Regions from separate parts of the Homo sapiens genome. Here region 2 is linked to region 1. A link is a loop called in an ENCODE intact Hi-C map of the cell type or tissue named here. Cell type or tissue: heart left ventricle. All regions are shown on one strand. Links, peaks and the distances in the headings refer to the core of each region. The heading gives the core; the rest is flanking DNA. Region 1 overlaps SSH2 (slingshot protein phosphatase 2). Region 2 overlaps SSH2 (slingshot protein phosphatase 2).

Region 1 (12,756 bases), core at 2,281-10,280:
AAATGCATCTCAATTATTGTCTTATTCCAGTCATTGATTTCAATATAGGTTCTGGAGACTGAAGAAACATTGGAAATGCTGTCCTTTTCAAAATTAGGATATTATGTACAAAATTGCCATTTTAAATTTATTTGATTGTGTTAATAAATTATTAGATTTTGCTTAATCTTATCTCCAACAGAGGAATACGAAATAAACCTTAAACCAGGATGGGCGTTAGACTTTTCCTTATGGCTGCGGCACATAGATTTTTAATTCCTTAACCTAGAATCTTGAAGCTTAAAAGGAACTTTTTTTTTTTTTTGAGAGTCTCACTTGCCCTGTCGCCCAGGCTGGAGTGGAGTGGCGTGATCTCAACCTACTGCAACCTCCTCCTCCTGGGTTCCAGCAATTCTCCTGCCTCAGCCTCCTGAGTAGCTGGGATTATAGACACATGCCACCACACCCAGCTAATTTTTTTTGTATTTTTAGTAGAGAGAGGATTTTGCCCTGTTGGCCAGCTGATCTCGAACTCCTGACCTCAAGCGATCCACCTGCCTCAGCCTCCCAAAGTTTTGGGATTACAGACGTGAGCCACTGCGCCCGGCCTAAAAGGAACTTTAATTAAAGTCTTGGGTTTATCCCCTCACATTTCAGAATTTTTTCTTCAAAGATTTTTATCTCATCCTTCTAATTAGGATATAGGTGTTGAATCAATACTGTAGGTACTGTCTAGAGGCCTGTGATCAAATTCCAGGAACTCTTAAGTGCTATTCTTCCATTTAAGAAGCTTAAAATTGACCAGTCTGGACAACATGGTGAAACCCCATCTCTACCAAAGATACAAAAAATTAGCCAAGCATGGTGGCGGGCACTTGTGGTCCCAGCTCTTTGGGAGGCTGAGGTGGGAAGATTGCTGGACCCCGGGAGGCAGAGGTTGCAGATCACACCACTGCATTCCAGCCTGGGTAACAGAGTGAAACACAAAAACAAAAAAGAAGCTTAAAATTGAATGGATCTGAGATATGCATGTTATTCAAGCCTAAGTCAGTATTAAATGTCTGGGGCCCTTCTCATTAGGTTTGGGAACTTCTGTTACAGTTTGAGTAAGCAAGGGAGAGCCAAACATTTGAAATGCTTTTGATATTATAAAATAAACTTTAAAGAGACATCTGGCCGGGCGTAGTGGCTCGCACCTGTAATCCCAGCACTTTGGGAGGCCGAGGCGGGTGGATCACAAGGTCAAGAGATCGAGAGCATCCTGGCCAACATGGTGAAACCCCATCTCTACTAAAAACACAAAAATGAGCCAGGCGCAGTGGCAGGTGCCCGTAATCCCGTTTACTTGGGAGGCTGAGGCAGGAGAACCGCTTGAACCCGGGGGGCGGGGGTTGCAGTGAGCCAAGATCACACCACTGCACTCCAGCCTGGGCGATAGAGTGAGACTCCATCTCGAAAAATAAAAAAAAAAAAACACTAATGTTTGCAATGAATATCACTTACAAAGAAACTCTTGCAGCCCACTTCTAACTTGGCTGGTAACTTGCATTATAGATAATACTTATGAAAGTTATATTTTTCCTTTTATCAGCTTTGACTTAGCCAATCAGTTGCCACTGGTTGGTGTAGGAGCTGTAAATAAATTGTCAGAAACAAAGTTCATTTGTTCCCAGGCCATTTGTATTTGAGCCTTGCCAGAAATTCTTGGAGCGTTGACAGAGAATAAAAGAGCCTCTAACACATTCAGGAAACTTGGGCCAAGGGAGGCCCAAATATAAATATGTAATAATATGCGAGATCTTGTTTATAAGAAAATCCAGTTTACCTGCACCAGGATTTGTGATTAATTAACATGTTGTAGAGTGTTTCTACAATCAGAGAAGGAGTCAGTACTGCCTCCCGGTCTGCCACATGTACATTTACTATTTATTCATTTTTCTGTGTGTATAATATCCCACCCTTGATCCCAGCCTTCTAGATCTTAGTCCATTTAAATGTTAGTTCCGCTTAGCTTCTCATAAGTGAATTTGGTTTTAAATGCTCAATTACTTCATGGAACATGAAGTCAAAAGTACAGCTCTCTATCTTATGCATTTGGCATCAGAATGGTAAGCATTACATTCTTGTTATATCCGTTCTTATTAGAAACAAGATTTAATGTAGCCACTTCTGCTGTTTGTGCTTCCCTAGCTTTTCCTAGGAGTATCAGAATAGAGACAAAAAGATAGCCATGGGAGTCTCACCTCTGCCTTGCTAAATGGGTCATTTGAGCCGTGTAACTATGCCTCTTTTTCCCTTGGCCTGGCCATTTTGGAATGGTGACAGAGTTAACAGGAGGGAGACTCCAAGAACAGCAGCACTGAAAAAAAAGTTCCAAATAGAAATTTCTGACAAATATAATGAGCCAGTTGATGGATTAGAATTCTGTTTCTCTAAGGAATAGGGGTTATTTTATACAGAAGAATTTGCCTCCAGAGCACATTTTTCTGGCTTCAAAGATCTGTCATTTTGCCAGGTGGGTGGCTCACGCCTGTAATCCCACCACTTTGGGAGGCTGAGGTGGGTGGATCACCTGAGGCAGGAGTTCGAGACCAGCCTGGCCATCTGGCCAACATGGTGAAACCCTGTCTCTATAAAAATACAAAAATTAGCCAGGCATGGTGGCATGTGCCTGTAATCCCAGTTACTTGGGAGGCTGAGGCAGGAGAATCGCTTGAACCCAAGAAGCGGAGGTTGCAGTGAGCCGAGATCACGCCATTGCACTCCAGCCTGGGTGACAGAGGGAGACTCTGTCTCAAAAAAACAAAAAGAAAAGGCTGGGTGCAGTGGCCCGTGCATGTAATCCTAGCACTTTGGGAGGCCAAGACAGGTGGATTGCCTGAGTTCAGAGTTCGAGACCAGCCTGGGCAACATGGTGAAACCCCATCTGTACTAAAATACAAAAAAAAAAAAAATTAGCCGGGCGTGGCAGCATGTGCCTGTAGTCCCAGCTACCCAGGAGGCTGAGGCAGGAAAATTGCTTGAACCTGGGAGGTGGAGGTTGCAGTGAGCCGAGATCACACCACTGCACTCCAGCCTGAGAGGCAGAGCAAGACTCCGTCTCTTAAAAAAAAAAAAACTGTCATTTTAAAACTATTATTAACAAATGAAAGAAGAGTAGCCTAGACTATATAACTCGATGAGGGCATAGATCATGTCTCTCTCTTCTACCACTGAATCCTCAGCACTTGGCATTGTTATTGTATATATAATATATGTGTAATAAATATTTGAATGTGTTGCCTGTAGTTGTTTTATTTTTAAGGCTTATAAGATACCTTTTTGAACTTATCAAGGCTGGGCGCGGTGGCTCACGCCTGTAAACCCCAGCATCTTGTGAGGCCGAGGTGGGCAGACCACCTGAGCTTGGGAGTTTGAGACCAGCCTGACCAACATGGAGAAACCCCGTCTCTAATAAAAATACAAAACTAGCTGGATGTGGTGGCGCATGCCTATAATCCCAGCTGCTCGGGAGGCTGAGGCAGGAGAATCGCTTGAACTCGGGAGGCAGAGGTTGCGGTGAGCCGAGATCACACCATTGCACTCCAGCCTGAGCAACAAGAGCGAAACTCTGTCTCAAAAAAAAAAAAAGAAAAAGAAAAGAAAGAAAGAAAGTACATCCTCACAAACTCATTACTGAGCTTTTTTTTTTTTTGAACCAGAGTCTCACTCTGTCACCCAGGCTGGAGGGCAGTGGGGTGATCTCAGCTCACTGCAACCTCCGCCTCCTGGGTTCCAGTGATCCTCCTGCCTCAGCCTCCTAAGTAGCTGGGATTACAGGCGTGCGCCACCACGCCCAGCTAATTTTTTTTGTATTTTTGGTAGAAACAGTGTTTCACCATGTTGGCCAGGCTGGTCTTGAACTCCTGACCTCTGGTGATCTGCCTACCTTGGCCTCCCAAAGTGCTGGGATTACAGGCATGAGCCACCGTGCCTGGCCATTACTCAGCTTTAATAACCATCAACCTTTTGTCTGATTTCTTTCATCTGTCCCCACTCCCTGTTAAATTTTTTTGTTGGAACATTTTAAAGTAAAACTCAGAAACCATGTCATTTCACTCCAGGTACTTAAGAAAAAGTCACAGTAACCACAATGCTGTTATTACATTAACAGTAAATCCTTAATTTCATCTAAGACCCTGTCCATATTCAGATTTTCTGAGGGTCCTTTTAAAATTTAATTAAGAATAAATTAAAACTTTTGACAAAAAATGAGAAGTTTCTAAAAATGCAATCTCCTTTCATTATCATCGAAACTGAAGAAAATCTTATAGTGCATTAACATGCAGGAATTCAGTATAGCAAAGTCAGTACTCCCCTTAGATGATGCTAATAGTTTGCTCCATATTATAATTGTTTGTGGGAATTGCATCTCTGAGACCAATGCTCACATTCATATACCTCACATTTCCCTCTTCAGTCTTTATTACACACTGTGGTAATTAGTATAAATTGCACTAATAACAAACATCTTATTGAGCATTTACTGTGTGCCAAGCACTGTGCTTTACTGTATTATTTTATAAGATTCTTAAAACAACCTGACAGTTAGGTATTATTATATCTCCCTCCAATTAATTTAGTAACTTACCAAAGTTTTTATAGCTAGTGTACGAGCTGAGATTTTAATTTATGTCTCCTAACTACTGGCTCTGCTGCCTTCGTGAGTATGCTTTAAGATGCTGATGAAAAAGGGTTGAAATGATCTGAAATTAATGTCCTAAATTTCATAATTTCTCTGTTGTCTGCTAAATTCCAGGCTGTAAGACTGGAAAGTACTTACCAGAATCGAACACGCTATATGGTAGTGGTTTCAACTAATGGTAGACAAGACACTGAAGAAAGCATCGTCCTAGGAATGGATTTCTCCTCTAATGACAGGTATGGTGGTACCATTTCAAAATGTGAAAACTGCTTTTTAAGTAACCTGTTCCAGTTGCTTTTTTTTTTTTTTTTTTTTAATGGGGACGGAGTGTCATCACTCTGTTGCCCAGACTAGAGTGCAGTGGCTCAATCTCGGCTCACTGCAACCTCCGCCTCCCGGGTTCAAGCGATTCTCCTGCCTCAGCCTCCTGAGTAGCTGGAATTACAGGTGTACACCACTATGCCAAACTAATTTTTGTATTTTTAGTAGAGATGGGGTTTTGCCATATTGGCCAGTTTCAAACTCCTGACCTCAAGTGATCCACCCACCTCAGCCTCCCAAAGTACTGAGATTACAGGCGTGAGCCACCGTGCCTGGCCCCAGTTGCCTTTTATCACAAAAATATCTTGTGCAGTTCTGCTGTTAAAGTACAAGACATAAAACTAAAGAACATAAGTATCTTAGCCACAGTCTTGAGAAACAAGAATGTTTAGTGAATGTCTTTGGTCGTGTGTTTCCAATTTACCATTATTCCATACCTTCATCTCATCTTTAGATAGTCACAATATAAAGCAAGTGGTTTCAAAGTTACATTTCCATGGAAAAAAAGCTGCCTTTTTATTTCTCTTTTTGAGACAGCGTCTCGCTCTGCTGCCCAGGCTGAAGTGCCGTGATGCAGTCACAGCTCACTACGGCCTCAAATTCCTCCTGGGCTCTAGGAATCCTTCCACCTCAGCCTCCTAAGTAGCTAGAAGTACAGGCATGCACCACCATACCCAGCTATTTGGTCTTTTTTTTTTTTTTTTCCTTATTTTTCTGGAGAGAAGATTTCCTTATGTTGGCCAGGCTGGTCTTGAATTCTTGGGCTTAAGCAATCCTCCCACTTCGGCTTCCCAAAGTGCTGGGATTACAGGCATGAGCCTTGCACCTGGCCTACTCTATTGTAGTCAGTAATGATTCACTTTGGTGATTCTAGGGCACCTACCCTTTGTGGTAGTATACCAGTAGTCCCAGATACAAAGAGATCCCACTTAAACTACAGTCTGTTTTGTTTAAACCTTGCTTTTACCAAATGCTATGCCTCCTTTTTCCTTCTATTGAGTTAAAAAGGATGGTGGGCGGGGCGGGGATGGGGTGGTACGGGATGGCTCCTTAAACTCAAAGCAGAACTTTTTATGTACCTTTGGCTTTAGCTGTACTTTACATTCTATGATGAAAGATGACACACAACACCTGGCCTTTTCGTGTGTCCTTAAGGTTTGTTGCTTTCCTTTTTTATTTTTCCCACTTTTTCTGGAGAAACCTTCGGAAGACTTTGGAATGTGGCTGCTAAGCAGATCTTTACGCTGTGGATAATTAGCCTCAGGAAATCCTGCCAGATGTCTCAAAGCATTGACTTCCTGGTTCAGGATTAGAATGGAACTATGGGGTAGCTAGGGGTGTGACCCAGGCCTAGGGAAATTTAGCCACAAAGAGAGGAGGAGCCTGGGAATGATTCTAATTTTCCTGATGTTGAGGGGAAAAAATCACTTTGTCACTAGAAAGTTTCCCAAACCAATGTTTACCTTATTCCTATATAGAAGTCAACCTGAAAATGACTTGGGGGTTCACAGGAATTCCCAAAGCCAAAGTTATTAGCTTGTATACCACTTAACAGCATTTAATTGTAGGCTCTGAATTTACACAGGCTTGTAAACCAGATTTAGGAAGATTTCTCCTGCATGGTTTTAACTTCTGATTAAGCAACAGAGCTTTCAGTAAGCATTTTCCTATAACAGCACCTACCTTGTTTACATTCATTAGGATTTTAGGACCTCTAATTTAGGTTTTTAATCTTTCTAGATCTGTGTTGTCCAGTATAGTAGCCACTAACCATATGTGCCCCTTCCTTCCTTCTTGCCTGCCTGCCTTCCTTCCTTCTTTCATCTTCCTTCCTTTTCTCTTCTCTTCTTTTCTTTTTTCCTTTTTGTGAAGAACACAGTCTCTCTGTGTTGCCCAGGCTGGTCTCAACTCCTGAGCTCCTGCCTCTGCCTTCCTGAGTGCTGGGATTATAGGCATGAGCCACTGCATACAGCATGCACGTGTCTTTTTAAATAGATTAAAATTAAATGAAATTTCAATTCCTCAGTTCTAACTAGTCACATTTCAAGTATTCAGTAACCGTATGTGCTAGTGGCTATCGTATTAGACAGTACATGTATAGAACATTTTCCATTCTTGCAGAAAGTTCAGTTGGACAGCACTGTTCTAGCTCATATTTCCTTTGTTCAGTTCTCCCTGACCCCCTCCCTTGAAAACCCTATAAAACAGGAACAGGAACCTCATGAAGCTTCAATTGAATCTTCCCCTAGAGACAGAAGACAATAACTGCAGATTCTCCTGACCCAGAATATGAGCAAGCACATGTCTAATCATTTCTCTTTCACTTTGTCCTAAACTTTACCAGAAAGAATGCATATTAATATAGGTATCCAGTAGTTTATACTCAGTAAATTACATCTATCTTTTGCCAATGGCCCTGTCTGAATCATATCTGACCAGTGTCACTAGCCAAAGGAAATTATAGTTTATAGAAGACAAACTTAAAACATGAAAAGCTAGAAACTAGTTTTCATTCTGTTTGCTAAACTTGCTATTATGAAATTCCCATACATCCTCTGCTTTAATGAGTTCCTTGGACAGTAAGAAGTCTCAGATGCTCAGGTAATCTAAAATCATTTCTGTCTCAGTTGTTGTTGAAGGAATTTGAATTTGTATCATTTCATATCTGAGAATGTAAATGTTAATGCTTCAAAATAGTATTAAGCCAAAGTGGAACCCAGATTATGACAAGTACAAATAGTTCTTAATAATACGTTGCAGCCAATTCATTTAGCCCATTTACAAGTTCTTTGAGTATTATGTTATATTTTAATAATTTTTTAAATATGCAGCATAATCTTGGTTTCTAAAGTGTAACATATTTTAAGTTATAAAATAATAGAGCTTCATGGTTTTTTGGGGTTTTTTTTTTCCATTTCTTTTTGTACCCCTAACACCTTGAAATGTCTGGTACATAGTAGGCACTAAATAAATTTTTATTGAATGAATTGAATATTTACTAAAATAAGTAGTTATACTTAAATGGAGAAAAATCTTGAGAGACTGAGGTAACCTGGATAAAAATACCAAGCGTGCCTTATTCAGTCCTTTCCTTCCTGTTGCGTGAAAAAGCTACTTTTTTTTTTTTTTTTTTTTTTTTTTTTTTTGAGACAGTCTCACTCTGTGGCCAGGCTGGAGTACAGTGGTGCAATCTCAGCTCACTGCAACCTCCGTCTCCTGGGTTCAAGCGATTCTCCTGCCTCAGCCTCCCAAGCAGCTGGGACTACAGGCGCACACCACCATGCCCAGCTAATTTTTGTATTTTTAGTAGACGGGGTTTCACCATGTTGACCAGGATGGTCTCTATCTCGACCTCGTGATCCGCCCGCCTCTGCTTCCCAAAGTGCTGGGATTACAGGCACCACGCCCTGCTGAAAAAGCTACTTCTTAATGTAAAAAAGCACTCTGGCCTGAATACAAGCCAAAAATGTAATGTCGATTCCTGTATATCAATGTCACTTGTCCAAAGGTTAACCAAAATCTGGTCACAAGCTTATAGATCACACTCTTTTGCAGCTTCTGTATCTTTTTATATAGTTAATTTCTAGATTTGTCATTGGGCTACCAACCCACCATATTTATACTCAAAATTATACTTGTTGCTAAGAACCTGGCTAAGCACTCACTAAATACAAAACAAAAAGCTACTGTAAAACTATCCCCACTTCATCTTGGGAAGCCGTTTTCAAAACAAATTTTTTTGTGCGCTCATCTCATCTACTCAACAAAACTTGTGGTAGAGCTGTCTTGCTCCTGGACTCTGGCATGGTAGCTGTGTTTCTGTTGTTCAGGTCCAGGTTCTAATGTGGATAAGCTGTTTCAGTCTTGATTTGAATCTCCTGAGCTCTGGAATCACTCTTTTTTTTTTTTTTTTTTTTTTTTTTTTTGAGAGGGAGTCTTGCTGTGTCTCCCAGGCTGGAGTGCAATGGCGCAAATCTCAGCTCACTGCAACTTCCACCTCCCAGGTTCAAGTGATTCTCCTGCCTCAGCCTCCCGAGTAGCTGGGATTACAGGTGTCTGTCTGCCCCTGCACCCAGCTAATTTTTGTATTTTTAGTGTAGAGATGGAGTTTCGCCATGTTGGCCAGGCTGGTCTTGAACTCCTGACCTCGGCCTCCCAAAGTGCTGGGATTACAGGCATGAGTCACCGTGCCTGGCCTGGAATCACTCTTAAGGTGTTAAGCAGCACAGGCCAGCAAGTGTAGTGGAAAGCCCAACTAAGGGCTAGCCTCCTTTAACCCTGCAGTGACTAACAGTTAAAGTTTGGTATTCATTATGTTGTTTTTAAAGCATAATGGTTTCCCCTTCCCCCAATCACTTTCAGATATATTAGAGCACCCATTACAGATTCATATTCAACATTTGTTTTACAGGACAGTATATTCACATATATTGTTTTATTTTAAGTATGTTATGTCTTTATACCTATATCTATGAGAATAGGTTTTATTATTCACAGTTCAAGATGAAGAAATTAAGGCTGAGAGAGGTTAAATAATTTGTTTAAAAAAAAGTTGTAATACTGAAGGAAATCAATCCCAGATCTTTTGGCATAGTAGATGTTCAATAAATGGTAATGACTATTACATTTTAGGCACTTAGACACTATTTTACTCTTTTATTTGTTATTTAATCTTCAAAACAGTACAATGAAGAAGATATTTTTATCCCAGTTTTACAAATGAAGAAATTAAGGCACAAGACAGTTAAGTAATTTGCCTAAGATTATACAGTTGCTGGGCGCGGTGGCTCACGCCTGTAATCCCAGCACTTTGGGAGGCCAAGGCGGGTGGATCACCTGAGGTTGGGAGTTCAAGACCAGCCTGACCAATATGGAGAAACCCCATCTCTACTAAAAATACAAAATTAGCTGGGCGTGGTAGTGCATGCCTGTAATCCCAGCTACTCAGGAGGCTGAGACAGGAGAATCGCTTGAACCAGGAGGTGGAGGTTGCAGTGAGCCGATATCACACCATTGCACTCCAGCCTGGGCAACAAGAGTGAAACTCCATCTTAAAAATAAAAAAAAAAATAAAAATAAATTTTAAAAAAAGATTATACAGTTAGTGCAAGAAACCAGGTTCCAGAGCCCATAATCATACTGTGAACCCAGGTTCCAGAGCTCTTAACCATACTGTGCTTTTCCACAGTATGGTTATGCCAGATTCTTTCTAGTACACCATGCTTCCGCTCTAGATAGATTGGCATGGAGCATCATGGAAGCCTTTCGGAGACTAGCCAGAGTGGGAAAGCAGTTACAGCAGCGTTAAGGAGAGATAGTGGCAGTAGCCTAGGGTAGGTTACTGTTTCCCAGAGAAGAGATGTGATAGAGCATACAATCAGGGGTCCATGGCTTTCTGTACGAACCTCTTCCATTAACTTAAAGCCCTTCCTGGGCTAATGTGAGATTGAAATAGCATTTTAGGCCGGGTGCAGTGGCTCATGCCTGTAATCCCAACACTTTGGGAGGCTGAGACGGGTGGATCACTCTGAGGCCAGGAGTTTGAGACCAGCCTAGTCAACATGGCAAAAACTCATCTCTGCTAAAAATACAAAAATTAGCCGGGCATGGTGGCACATGCATATAATCCCAGCTACTCGGGAGGCTGAGGCAGGAAAATCACTTGAATCCAGGAGGTGGAGGTTGCAGTGAGCCAAGATTATGCCACTGTCCTCCAGCCTGGGCAACAGAGGGAGACTCTGTCTCAAAAAAAAAAAAAAAAAAAGAAATAGTATTTTTAAATACCATACTAGGGCTACCCTTTTCTTGGTTGTTGACATTTCTATTAACTGTGTTTCAGCAGTGCTAGTTCAGTGCACAGTCACAAAGCAGTGTTTCATTGATTTAAGTTTTGTTATGTCTATTTTGCCTATCTTGATCACAAACTATTAACAATTACTTCTTTACATTTTTTAATTCCCTTTGCCTTTTAGACTATTGAGTGTGTTCTGGTGTTAAGTAAATCTATGTAAACCTCAGAATTAGAGGCAAATAACACATCCCAAGCTCTCCAGCAACCAGCAATAGTTATTGGCATTAAAAATAATCCTTGGGACTGGGCACCATGGCTCATGCCCGTAATCCCAGCACTTCGGGAGGCTGAGGTGGGTGGATCAGGACTTCGAGACTAGCCTGGCCAACATGGTGAAACCCCATCTCTACTAAAAGTACAGAAAAATTAGCCAGGTGTGGTGGCGCTCGCCTGTAATCCCAGCTACTGGGGAGGCTAAGGCAGGGGAATTGCTTGAACCTGGGAGGCAGAGGTTTCAGTGAGCTGAGACTGCACCACTGCACTCCAGCCTGGGCAACAGAGTAAGACTCCATCTCAAAAAAAAAAAAAAAAAATCCTTGGAGTCGAGGTGGACACTGTACTATGTGCTAAGACCTGCCAAATGCAAGTCAGCAGCAATCATCTGCATTTTTTAGATAGTGGCCATTTGCAAGATGACAATGTAGGAAGCTGAGTCAGTAAGTTTTCTTCATTAAATATTTAAGGAACTGACTGACTATCTCTTTAAAACAGCTCCTGAGGACATACATAAGATTAATAATAATATGATAGAAATTTCTTCATTGTAACACTTATGCCAGAATTTAGAATTTAAGGGTTTATCCTTGGTGTTGAAAGAGTTAGTAAACAGAAGACTGCTTCCCAGAGTAATGGGGAGTAACTATTGGACTACTTCTTGTCTTGCAGTAGCACTTGTACCATGGGCTTAGTTTTGCCTCTCTGGAGCGACACGCTAATTCATTTGGATGGTGATGGGTAAGAGATTTCCTTTTTTATTCTGTTACAGAAAGCCAAGGGGTGGGGCTCCATCTTACTGCACATTCATTCAGCTAAAAGGGAGGCCCAGTGTGCCAACTGAACTTTCATGTCAACAGCTGAATGAGTCCTTTTAAACTCCTGTTTTGTAAAGTGGAGTAAAAATACAACTTGCCAGGGTCTCTCACTTCTGTTCTTCTAGGCCGACTGTGGTAGGAATCAAGACAAAGAAGAACTAGTTTGTTGGCTCTTTAATCTGAGTATGTGGGACTGTTGCAATGCTCTCCCAAAGGATGATATGTTCTGTTTCAAATAACCTCTTGCTGCCTCTGCCAGCTGTCAGCCTACAGTATAACCCCTTTCCTGTGCCAGTTCCTTCCAGTGACCCCACCCCCACCCTACCTCCTAATGTTTTTAGAATGTGTCCCCAAGAGACCAAGATGTTTGCTCCAGTTTATAAAACCAGGGTCAGGTTTGCTAAGAACCCACAAGACTTCCAAATAGAAATATACAGAACAGTTTGTCCATAGCTACAGCTGGGAAACTGTATTGAATTCTCTAACTCCAATATAGGAATCCATTCATTTTGCCTGGTAGATGAAGTCAGACAATTTGTCAAAGCTTTTTGGTCAAGTCTTACACTCTAGTTAAAACTTCTACGTGAAATGCCTGATGATTCCCTCTACGGAGCCAGTTGTTTTTAGCCTGGGATACATCCATGAAAACTCACAATTCAAATAACCTACCCTAATTTGTGGATTTTTGTCTTGTTCTCATTTGTCCTTAGTGGGTTCAGTGTATCGACGGATAACAGAGTTCACATATTCAAACCTGTATCTGTGCAGGCAATGTGGTAAGATGACTTTTACTATCTCTACAAAAGTGTTTTAATGTTATTGGAGGAATATTTTGTAAGAAATGTTTGAAATGGTACAGTTTGCTATGAAAATGCTAAATGATCTGTTTG
Region 2 (10,187 bases), core at 2-8,001, 63 kb before region 1:
GGCCAACATGGTGAAACCTCGCCTCTACTAAAAATTCAAAAATTAATCGGGCGTGGTGGCGGGCACCTGTAATCTCAGCTACTCAGGAGACTGAGGCAGGAGAATCTCTTGAGCCCAGGAGGCAGAGATTGCAGTGAGCCGAGATCATGCCACTGTACTCCAGCCTGGCAACAGAGTAAGACTCCATCTCAAAAAACAAACAAGAAAAAATAAGTTTTTAAAATAAATTTAGTGTAGCCTAAGTGTATGGTGTTTATAAAGTCCACAGTAGTTACAGTCATGTCCTAGGTCTTCACATTCACTCGCCACTCCCTCACTGACTCACCCAGAGCAACTTCCAGTCCTGCAAGCTCCATTGATTGTAAGTGCCCCTTACAGGTGTACCACTTTTTATCTTCTATACCACATTTTTACTGTGCCTTTTCTATGCGTAGATATGTTTAGAGATACAAATACTTAACATTATGTTACAGTTGGCCTACAGTATTCAGTATAGTAACATGCTGTACAGGTTTTCCACCTATATGGTTATCCCATATAGCCAGCCAAGGTGTGTAGTAGGCTGTACCATCTAGGTTTGTGTAAGTATACTCTATGATGTTCACGCAATGATAAACTTGCCTAATGATGAATTTCTCAGAATGTATTCCTGTCATTAAGTGATGCATGACTGTATTTATAACTCTCATTGCTTTGGTTAGGCCTTCTAATGTTAAGTAGTGCGATACTAGTGGGCTTGTGTGAAAAGAAGGCTTCTTATGTGTTGTAAATGAGTATACTGTGTGGTGTAGGTTCTGGCACAGATCATTTATCAAGCTGAGGCCATTTCTTACTATTGCTAATTTACAAAGATTTTTCAGTTAGGTATAGTTGAATTTTACTGACTGCTTTTTTATATCTACGGAATAATATTTTCCCCTTTACTGCTAATGTAATGACACATTGAATTATTGAAGTTGAATCATCCTTACATAACTGAACTACACCCTTTTTGCGTTATTCATTTAACATATTGCTAGGCTTGGTTTACAAATATTTAAGGTTTTGCATTTAGGGATCTAAATATTTATTGAATCTTTGCTGTCTTCGTCCAGCTTATGTCTGATTTACAGAATGATTTGGGTAGTTTTTCATTTTTTTCTGTGCTCTGAAACAGCTCTGTAGTAGGATTATCTGTATTTTAAAGCTTAGAACCAAGAAGTTTTATTCCAAGTATTTTTTATTTTATGAATTTTTTTTACCACTCACATTTTTAAATTTCCATGTTTGCATTGAATAAATATAATTATCATCTGTGATGCTCTTAAAATCTAGATCTTGTCTTCTACAGAAATGGGCAAGCATAACTGAATAATTGATAATTGAGTAATTGAAACCAGGCATTCATTTATGGTTTAAGGGCTTTTTTTTTCTCTTTTTGGTGGATAAAGAGACTAATATTAATATTTAAGAGAGGTACGAGATGCCTCTTTGATTTTAAATTAATACTGACTTTTTGTGGTTATTTTTGATCCTTAGAGAATATAGCCTTAAAATTTAGTATTTTTAAGAAAGTGATCAAATTGGTTTACATCTAGTGAATCTTCTGGGTGTTATGGCCTTCAAATGTGAAAGAACAGTTAATGATCCCCTGTCAAAGTATAAAGATGCATTTGTGTTTTTATTATTGGTGGTAACTTTCTGTGGCTTTATCCACCCTTGTGATTGTTTAAAATCAGCAGAGCAGTAATTAACCTATAACTGAGGGGTATAAAAAAAGAGCTCTCAACTTTGGCTTTCTTGGAATCATGCTTAGCCAAGTTAACTGAGAAGTAAATCTGCACAATGAAGATGAACAGGAATGGTAAGGTAGTGATGTGCTCAAGTCAAGATTTCTTTTTGATAAGTCTAGAATGGATTTCTTTTTTTTTCTAAACTACTACTATTTGCCTTTGTGCTCACCTATATTTACTCCTGAAATTGGAAAGTGTCTCTAGACTTAACACTGATAAACACTGCCCAAAGCCAAATAACTAAAGATGTTGTCAGTCTCTGTTTCCAAGAGCTGTTGGGTCTCGCAATAATAGAGAGGCTGAAACTGCTGTAGATCATCTTGCTCCCATCTGCTCTTGGGTCCTTCCAGTAAATGGGAGTCCTCTTAATCTACCATATGTTAAACTGCCTTGGGGCTAAAGAACAGTGATGTAGATGTTATCACACAATTTCTGAATCTTTCACATACTTTACAATTTCTAAGGTGGAAAGAAAAAATCAGTATCCTATTTTTAGTTAGGGTTAGAGTTAGCTTTGCATCGTTGAATGATACAGGATGGTTGCTGTATAACTAACATAATTAAGTTTACCTTAAAGAAATATGCTAAGAACATCAAGGCCTTTTTAGGTGTTCCTGTAATTTGGAAAGGGTGTAGCCAGTAATTTATAAATAGATTGTTCTTGTTGCACACCAAAGGGCAAATCTGGGCTCACCCTTTTTGCATGTTGTGTGAATTTAACAACTTGTGTTTTCTGCATTAATCTATTTTTAGAGGGGTATAACCCCTCTTTTAGTAATTCGAGGGATTTGGCTTAGTTACACTTGGTAAAGCTACAAAATCCAGAGGTTTGAATCACTCCTAAATAAAGAGAAGCCTCAGTATTAGCCAATTATAAGCTTTCTTTAAAAGTTGTAACAATTTAGGTTTCCAGGGTAGAAGAAGTAGAATTATTTGATTTTTTTTGGTAATGAACTAAACTATTTAAATTGTTGTATATGTTTGTTTGAGGATGGTACCTGCCTCATTTCAGGACATTTTGGATATCACGTGAGATAATTATTCACAAGAAATAACAATAAAAATTCCAGTTATGGTTGTTACTTTTATCATCTGTACTTAATATTTATCCATCAAAATTTACATGGATATTCGTGATCCATAACAGGATATTTCAAGTCCTGAGCGTTCTAATTGTGGACTTTATATTGATTGTCTTCTGTAGTGACTGCGGAAAAGTTTATGCTACATATGGCTTTATCTGTTTGCAACTTAAGCAACACTTTAAGCATACTTCATCACCCCAGCAAAAAGCTGGTCAGGTTTATGAGCTTGGCATCTTATTGGTGCATTTTTGTCTCTGCTGTTCTCTGAATTTTGTGTCATAAAAACCAGTTAGTCTCCATGAGGGCTAAATTGAATGAGAGTTTTTTTCCTCTGATTTTAAATAAATATCACTTACAACAGAGCTCTTGGGAGATGCCATTTCTTCAGGACTCTCCTCTGACCCACGTCCCTTTTAAGTTACTCTTTCTCTTAATGTTAATATACACAGTTCTCATGAACATCAAAAGTTTTAATTTCCCATAATTGTATCATCTCTCTTTTTTCCTTTTTTTTTTTTTTTTTTTTTTTTTGAGACAGAGTCTCACTCTGTCGCCCAGGCTGGAGTGCAGTGGTATGATCTTGGCTCACTGCAACCTCCGCCTCCCGGGTTCAAGGGATTCTCCTGCCTCAGCCTCCCTAGTAGCTGGGATTACAGGCGTCCACCACCACACCCGGCTAATTTTTGTTTTTTTTTAGTAGAGGCGGAGTTTCGCTATGTTGGCAAAGCTGGTGTTGAACTCCTGACCTCAGGTGATCTGCCTACCTCAGCCTCCCAAAGTGCTAGGATTACAGGCATGAGACATTGCACCTGGCCTCATCTATTTTTAGGGGGAGCTTTAGTTTGAAAAGTTGGGGTTTCTGTGGCAGGATGTGAATTCTCAATGTAAATCTCTCTTCCTAAGAGATGAGTGAAATAAATGGATTCAAACAACAAATAAAACTGAACCTCTTTGAAGTCCCTTTGAACAGACTTGATATCTATCATTGTGTTAATCCTACCTCTGTGATGCCCTTCCCTCCTCAATAAAATCTCACACTTAATTCTTAAAGTATCCCGTTCCTTAAACATTCTCTTTAAAAACTCTTAAAAGATTTATTGGGTCACATATTCAGAATAACTACTTGCCATTTGTTATTGTACCTAACAGTAATAGTGCAGTGTTTGAAATGAAATGGACCTGAGCTCCAGAGTTCATCATTTATTATCTGTGTGACTTTGAACATATTATATAATCACCCTAAACCTTTTTCCTCATCAGTAAAATGGAACTTATAATACCTATGAGGATTAAATACGATATGGTAGCTTAAATTTTTGCTCATTTTGCTCTTTTGATATGAGCCAAATTATAGGAGAAATAATTAGAGTGGCACACTAGCATGATGGTAAACATTCTGTCATTTCCATCATTATCCTAAATTGCATCTATTCTGTGTAAGAAGTAAGAGATAAAAAAGAAGTACAAGACATGGTTCCTGAAGACAGGATACTCAGTTTGTTGAGGAAATAAGACGTCAATGAAGGGATAAATAAGAGCACAATTTATTGCATGGTAAGTGTCAGATGAACAGTACAATTTGTGCTTTAGAAATTCAGAGAACAGAAGGGTATCATTGTAGCTGGGTGCGGTGGCTCACGCCTGTAATCCCAGCACTTTCAGAGGCCGAGGCAGGCGGGTCACTTGAGTTCAGGAGTTCAAGACCAGCCTGGCCAACATGGTGAAACCCCGTCTCTACTAAAAATACAAAAATTAGCCGGGTGTGGTGATGGGCGCCTGTAATCCCCGCTACTCGGGAGGCTGAAGCATGAGAATCGCTTGAACCCAGGAGGCAGAGGTTGCAGTGAGCTGAGATCCTGCCACTGCACTCCAGCCTAGGTGACAGAAAAAGACTCTGTTTCAAAAAAAAAAAAAGAAAAACGAAAAGAAAATTACTTTGAGCATACTTTGGGTATATCATATGGGCAGAGCATCCGGAGTATCTACTAGGCACATAGCACAGTAACCAGTGTTTGCAGATTTTACATAGTTTATTTAGGAAGGTTGCCAATTTTGCAAGGCCATTGTTATTGAATCAGTACCAGTGACTGTGAGCACAATGTGAAATCCCCACAGGCAACACAAGAACAGAAATCATTAAACTATCTGCTAGTGGCTTTATGGTTTGTTTATTTAAACACACACACACACACACACACACACACACACACACACACACTCAAGTAATCCAAAGCAAAACTTCTTTCTCTTCTTCCTCCAGGTGCTTAGCTTTAGATATTATTATTACATCAGCATCACGTCGTAGGCAGGGTTATTCCCATGACACAGAGGGCTTATAATATTTACAATGGAGTGAGCTATAAGGGGAAGGGTGTGCTGATAGCTATTTTTCCTTGTTGTTATTGGCTTGGTTACTAGTTTAATGGCCTAGTTGCCAATTAATGGCTTAATGTATTTAATGTTCTATATAAGCAATGTACAACTCTTTAGTTTCTAAGTCAAATACACGTGAAAATCACCCTAGTGGATATGAGAATCTTCCATACAAATAGTAAGCCTGTGATTATACATTATCAGTAAAGATCAAGAACTATATAAATGCCATGTTACATTAAGCCCAAATGATAATTTAATGATATTGAGTCAAAAAAGAGATACTGCAGCTACTAAAAAGTTAGAAATTATGCCCTAATACACGCCGGGACCAGCAGGCTCCTCAGCCAACCCTGTCCCTCGGCCTGGCCCTGCCAGAGAGGGACCCCAGCCCATCTTGGGCATCGGCAGGACTCAGCCGCTCCCACCTCCCCACAGAAACCCAGGAGTGTGTGGACGTCTGAGCCCAGCTTCCTGCATCCCCACCCGGCCCACCTGGCCCCTCACCCCCGGCAGCGGGCCAGCTGCGCCCCCCACTCCCCCTCCTACCCCAGCAGGGGCTTCTGGGGCCTTTTCACCTAGAGAAACATTCCCACTGCCCTTTGGCGTCCCTGTACTCTGAGCTGTGAATATTTTTAACCCTGTGAATACGGCCCGCTCTTGTGACACAGAGACTATTTTATCAACTGTCAGCCCCATTCCTTTATGATAGGATTCTCCACAGTGGCTTCCGACTCAGGCTCCAATGGACCAAATAAAAGCGTTTTGTTTTGTAAAAAAAAAAAAAAAAAAAAAAAAGGAAAAAAGAAAAAAGAAATTATGCCCTAATAATGCCTATGCCAAGAAAAATGGCATACTGAAACTAGGTAAGAGAAACTGCATATTTCATAACATTTAGTGATTCTAACCAAATGAATTTAAACCCAGTATAATTTTTTTCAAAATTAAAAGTGAATAATGTAGTAGACTAGCTAGTTATCTCTAATGTAAAGATGAAAAACTATTGCTTTAATCATACTTTTTTTATTGTTTCCCCTTGGAAGTGCTTGAGTACATTTGTTAAGAACACGCTTTAATCCTGGTTATTAGTGTGCCGGGGCTTATTCACCCCTGTGGCTCTCCCATAGTCAGTCCCAGTTATCGTAGTCTACTATGCCCATGCTACTGGAATTTTCTCTTCTTGTTTTGTTGCTACTTTAGATGCTTGGAGAAATTCTCAGGAAGGCCATATGCCCCATTTGTCAGAAAATGATAGTGTCATAATGAAAAAGTTCGTTATGCTTAAAAAAAAAACAAATCTAGCCTCTTCCTCAATTAGAATCAAAATCAACAAATAAATATTGAATGTCAGTGCTCTTCTTTATGGCAATCTTATAAATAACTTCAGGAGAAATTTCCAAATGGAGAATCCCCTAGGCATTTAAAAAAAGAACTCTCTACCATTATATACAGTAAAGTTGATAATGAACTCAGCTTAAAAATGAACTTCTGTGCTATGCATGGTGGTCACGCCTGTAATCCCAGCACTTTTGGATTGCTTGAGGCCAGGAGTTCAAGACCATCTTGGCCAACATAGTAAAACCTCACCTCTACTAAAAATACAAAAATTAGTTCAGCGTGGTGGGACATGCCTGTAATCCCAGCTACTCAAGAGGCTGACGCATGAGAGTCCCTTGAACCCGGGAGGTGGAGGTTGCAGTGAGCTGATATCACGCTACTGAACTCCAGCCTGGACGACAGAGTGAGACTGTGTCTCAAAAAATCAAAAGAAGGCTGGGCACAGGGGCTCACGCCTGTAATCCCAGAACTTTGGGAGGCTGAGGTCGGCGGATCACTTGAGGTCCGGAATTCAAGACCAGCCTGGCCAACATGGTGAAACCCCGTCTCTACTAAAAAATACAAAAATTAGCTGGGCATGGTGGGCAGGTCTGTAATCCTAGCTTCTCGGGAGGCTGAGGCAGGAGAATTGCTTGAACCCGGGAGGCGGAGGTTGCAGTGAGCTGAGATCATGGCACTGCACTCCAGCCTGGGTGACAGAGTGGGACTCCATCTCAAAAAACAAAAAATGAACTAACCAGGCACAGTGGCTCATGTCTGTAATACCAGCACTTTGGAAGACTAAGGCGGGAGAACTGCTTGGGCCCAAGAGTTCAAGACCAGCCTGGGCAACATAGTGAGACCTCACCTCCACAAAAAATTGAAAAGAAAAAAAAAAAAAAAAAAACTGGGTGTGGTGGCACATACCTCTCGTCCTAACTACCCAGGAGGCTGACCCAGGAGGATTGTTTGAGCCCAGGAGGTCAAGGATTCAGTGAGCTGTGATTGTGCCACTGCACTCCAGCCTGAGTGACAGAGCAAGAACCTGTCTCAAAAAAAAAAAAAAAAAGAAGAACTTGCCCTGGGTGAGTGATTTTTTTTTTGTTTGTTTGGTTTTTTGTTTGTTTTTAACCGAACTAGTCTTATCAGTGAAGCAACCGGGCCAGTGGCTCACACCTGTAATCCCAGCACTTTGGGAGGCCAAGGCAGGTGGATCACAAGGTCAGGAAATCGAGACCATCTTGTTGAACACGGTGAAAACCCTGTCTCTACTAAAAATACAAAAAATTAATCGGACATGGTGGCACACGCTTGTAATCCCAGCTATTTGGAAGCCTGAGGCAGAAGAATTGTTTGAACCCGGGAGGCGGAAGTTGCAGTGAGCCAAGATTGCACCACTGCACTCCAGCCTGGTCAACAGAGCAAGACTCCATCAAAAAAAAAAAAAAAAAAAAGAAAAAAAAATGAGATTGCTGGCTGGGTATGGTGGCTCACTCCTGTAATCCCAAGCACTTTGGGAAGCTTAGACGGGCAGATCACGAGGTCAGGAATTCAACACCAGCCTGGCCAACATGGTGAAACCCCGTCTCTACCAAAAATAGAAAAATTAGCTGGGCATGGTGGCAGACGCCTGCAAAACCCTGCTACTCACAGGCTGAGGCAGGAGAATAGCTTGAAACTGGCAGGCGGAGGTTGCAACGAGCTGAGATCGCGCCACTGCACTCCAGCCTGGGCAAGAAGAACAAAACAATGTCTCAAAAAAAAAAAAAAAAAAAAAGGAGGGGGATTGTTTCGTGTCTATTGCTTTGCAGCCTCATTATTTTCATTTCAGCATATTGAGAACATCCTGCCATTGTCCCCAAATGCATTTCTTTCATATCCTTTTAACTGGTTGTTTGTTTTCCATAAGACTGATTCATATTCAATCCGATTGTTGAACATTTTGATTATGTCCAGTTTTTTGCAGTTATAAACAAAACCTCACCTAATGAACATCCTTATGCTTCAATCTTTGCCCATGTCCCTAAAAGACATATCCTAAGGGTCAATTCTGGGATTGCTAGGACAAAGGACATACATATTTCTAGGGCTTTTGATACAGATTGCTGGTTTGCTCACCAGTTGGACCAGTCTACACTCCCATCAACAGTTGTAGTAATTCATATTTCTAATGCTTCTGAAATTATAAATAAAAGTTTTTAAAAATATGATTCTTTCAGTTCACCTGAGCTACTTGAAGACCCAGAAAAATTGATTCTTACTTGTCTTTGTTATCAAGACCCTGTTTCATACCTAAGTACTGGTGAAACATGCTCTAGTTTGTGAGCTATTTGAGTAGAACTAATGGAAAGATGAAATAATAGTACATCAATAGTTACAATGAAGAAACTAATTATCCCAGAGAGTTTTTGAGCATATGGGTAGTGTTTGTGAATTTAAGTTTGTTCCCCACATTGTCAGTTTATTCTAAAATTATCACCATTTTAGACTTAAAGAATTTTAAAGCCAAAAGATAAGCAAACAGACTTGCTTAGGTCCTGTAGCAAATTAATTCAGACCTTGAACAACATTTCATTGTGCTGTTTAGGAAGTGTTAAGTATATTGAGATTTTCCATATTACTGTGTTACTATCATACTTAAATTTTAGAAGATGATCAAATTATTTTAATGACTAGGACTATGCTTATGAAGTTAGCATTTCCTGCCCTTATTTATAGAAAGCACTTGATATATTTCACAAAGGTGAGGAGATTAACTTTTTAGGGAACAAGTCATTTAAATTCTTGAACCAGTTTCCATCTTTTAGGCTATATGAGTATTGAATATAGGAGAAAAGAGAAAAGTATGCATGTTTCTCAAAGGCTCTTTCTTTAAATGTCACCAGCAGATCTAAACAGTATCCATAGGCACCTATGGCAAATTTACTGAAAAAAAAAAAAGAGGGTAATAAAATAAAAGAAAAAGAATAGACAGGAAGGAGGTTTCTTGTCTATTACTGCTGGTTTCTGTAGTGTTGGTTGCCTGCCTCTCTTTGAGACTGCGATGCTTCCTTAATGAAGGTGTGTTTAAATCACAGACAGGGAAAGTGCTTTTGGGTGAAGTTTCACTTTGTAGTGGCAGCAGTTCTGGACATGGTGCTGGAACAGAGGATGAGTTCAGCACCTTCTCTTCAGATCGGATCTCTGCCCGCAGCTCATCTGTTTTACATAGCAAGCCTTTGTTCACTGGAGAGTGGACCTCTGTGGTTGGCCTGTCCACCTACTGTCAGAGACCAAAGGTGACTGATAAGGAGTTCAGAGGTCAAAACAGATACTGCGAGGTCAATCCAGCTTTAAGGAGAAAGCAGTTGTTTTGACATGGAGGCATCAAAAACTGAATTGCAGCCAGAGAGATGTTCAGTTCATCAGCTTTGGCCTTTCAGCTCCACTCAGAGAAAAATCACTAGCTGTTTCTGCAGTCAGCAGGAGCAGAAAAGAAAACTTTTTTAAAGGATGCAATTTAATTAAATTGTGATGTATTGGAGATTTCTCTCCAGAAATGATTTCTGTGTGAGTGTTGCTTTGCTTACTGTGAGAACGCAGATATCAAATAAAAAAACCAAAGGTAAACTACAATCACTAGGGCCTTTTGTTGGGTTTT

What was found. Peaks named below come from ENCODE experiments on the same cell type or tissue, not always from the same donor. Only the 100,000 strongest peaks of a DNase experiment are listed, where the experiment ranks them.
Region 2: a loop joins it to region 1, with 1.9 times the contacts of the local background. A loop is called at or near these places in 20 of 110 quality-filtered maps.

What each region holds. Positions count from the first base shown.
Region 1 is chr17:29,676,706-29,689,461 of GRCh38, reverse strand. SSH2 (slingshot protein phosphatase 2) reads left to right here. Exons shown (of 16, transcript NM_001282129.2): 6 at 4,778-4,899; 7 at 11,721-11,789; 8 at 12,577-12,642. Among named protein-coding and RNA genes, the nearest start is that of SSH2-AS1, 44 kb to the right of the region's middle. In heart left ventricle, for the core only: a CTCF peak has its summit at 7,230; no DNase peak of the experiment used is centred there; H3K27ac peaks cover 2,638 bases.
Region 2 is chr17:29,739,749-29,749,935 of GRCh38, reverse strand. The region is part of intron 3 of SSH2 (slingshot protein phosphatase 2); the gene reads left to right. Among named protein-coding and RNA genes, the nearest start is that of SSH2-AS1, 110 kb to the right of the region's middle. In heart left ventricle, for the core only: no CTCF peak of the experiment used is centred there; no DNase peak of the experiment used is centred there; H3K4me3 peaks cover 899 bases; H3K27ac peaks cover 2,608 bases.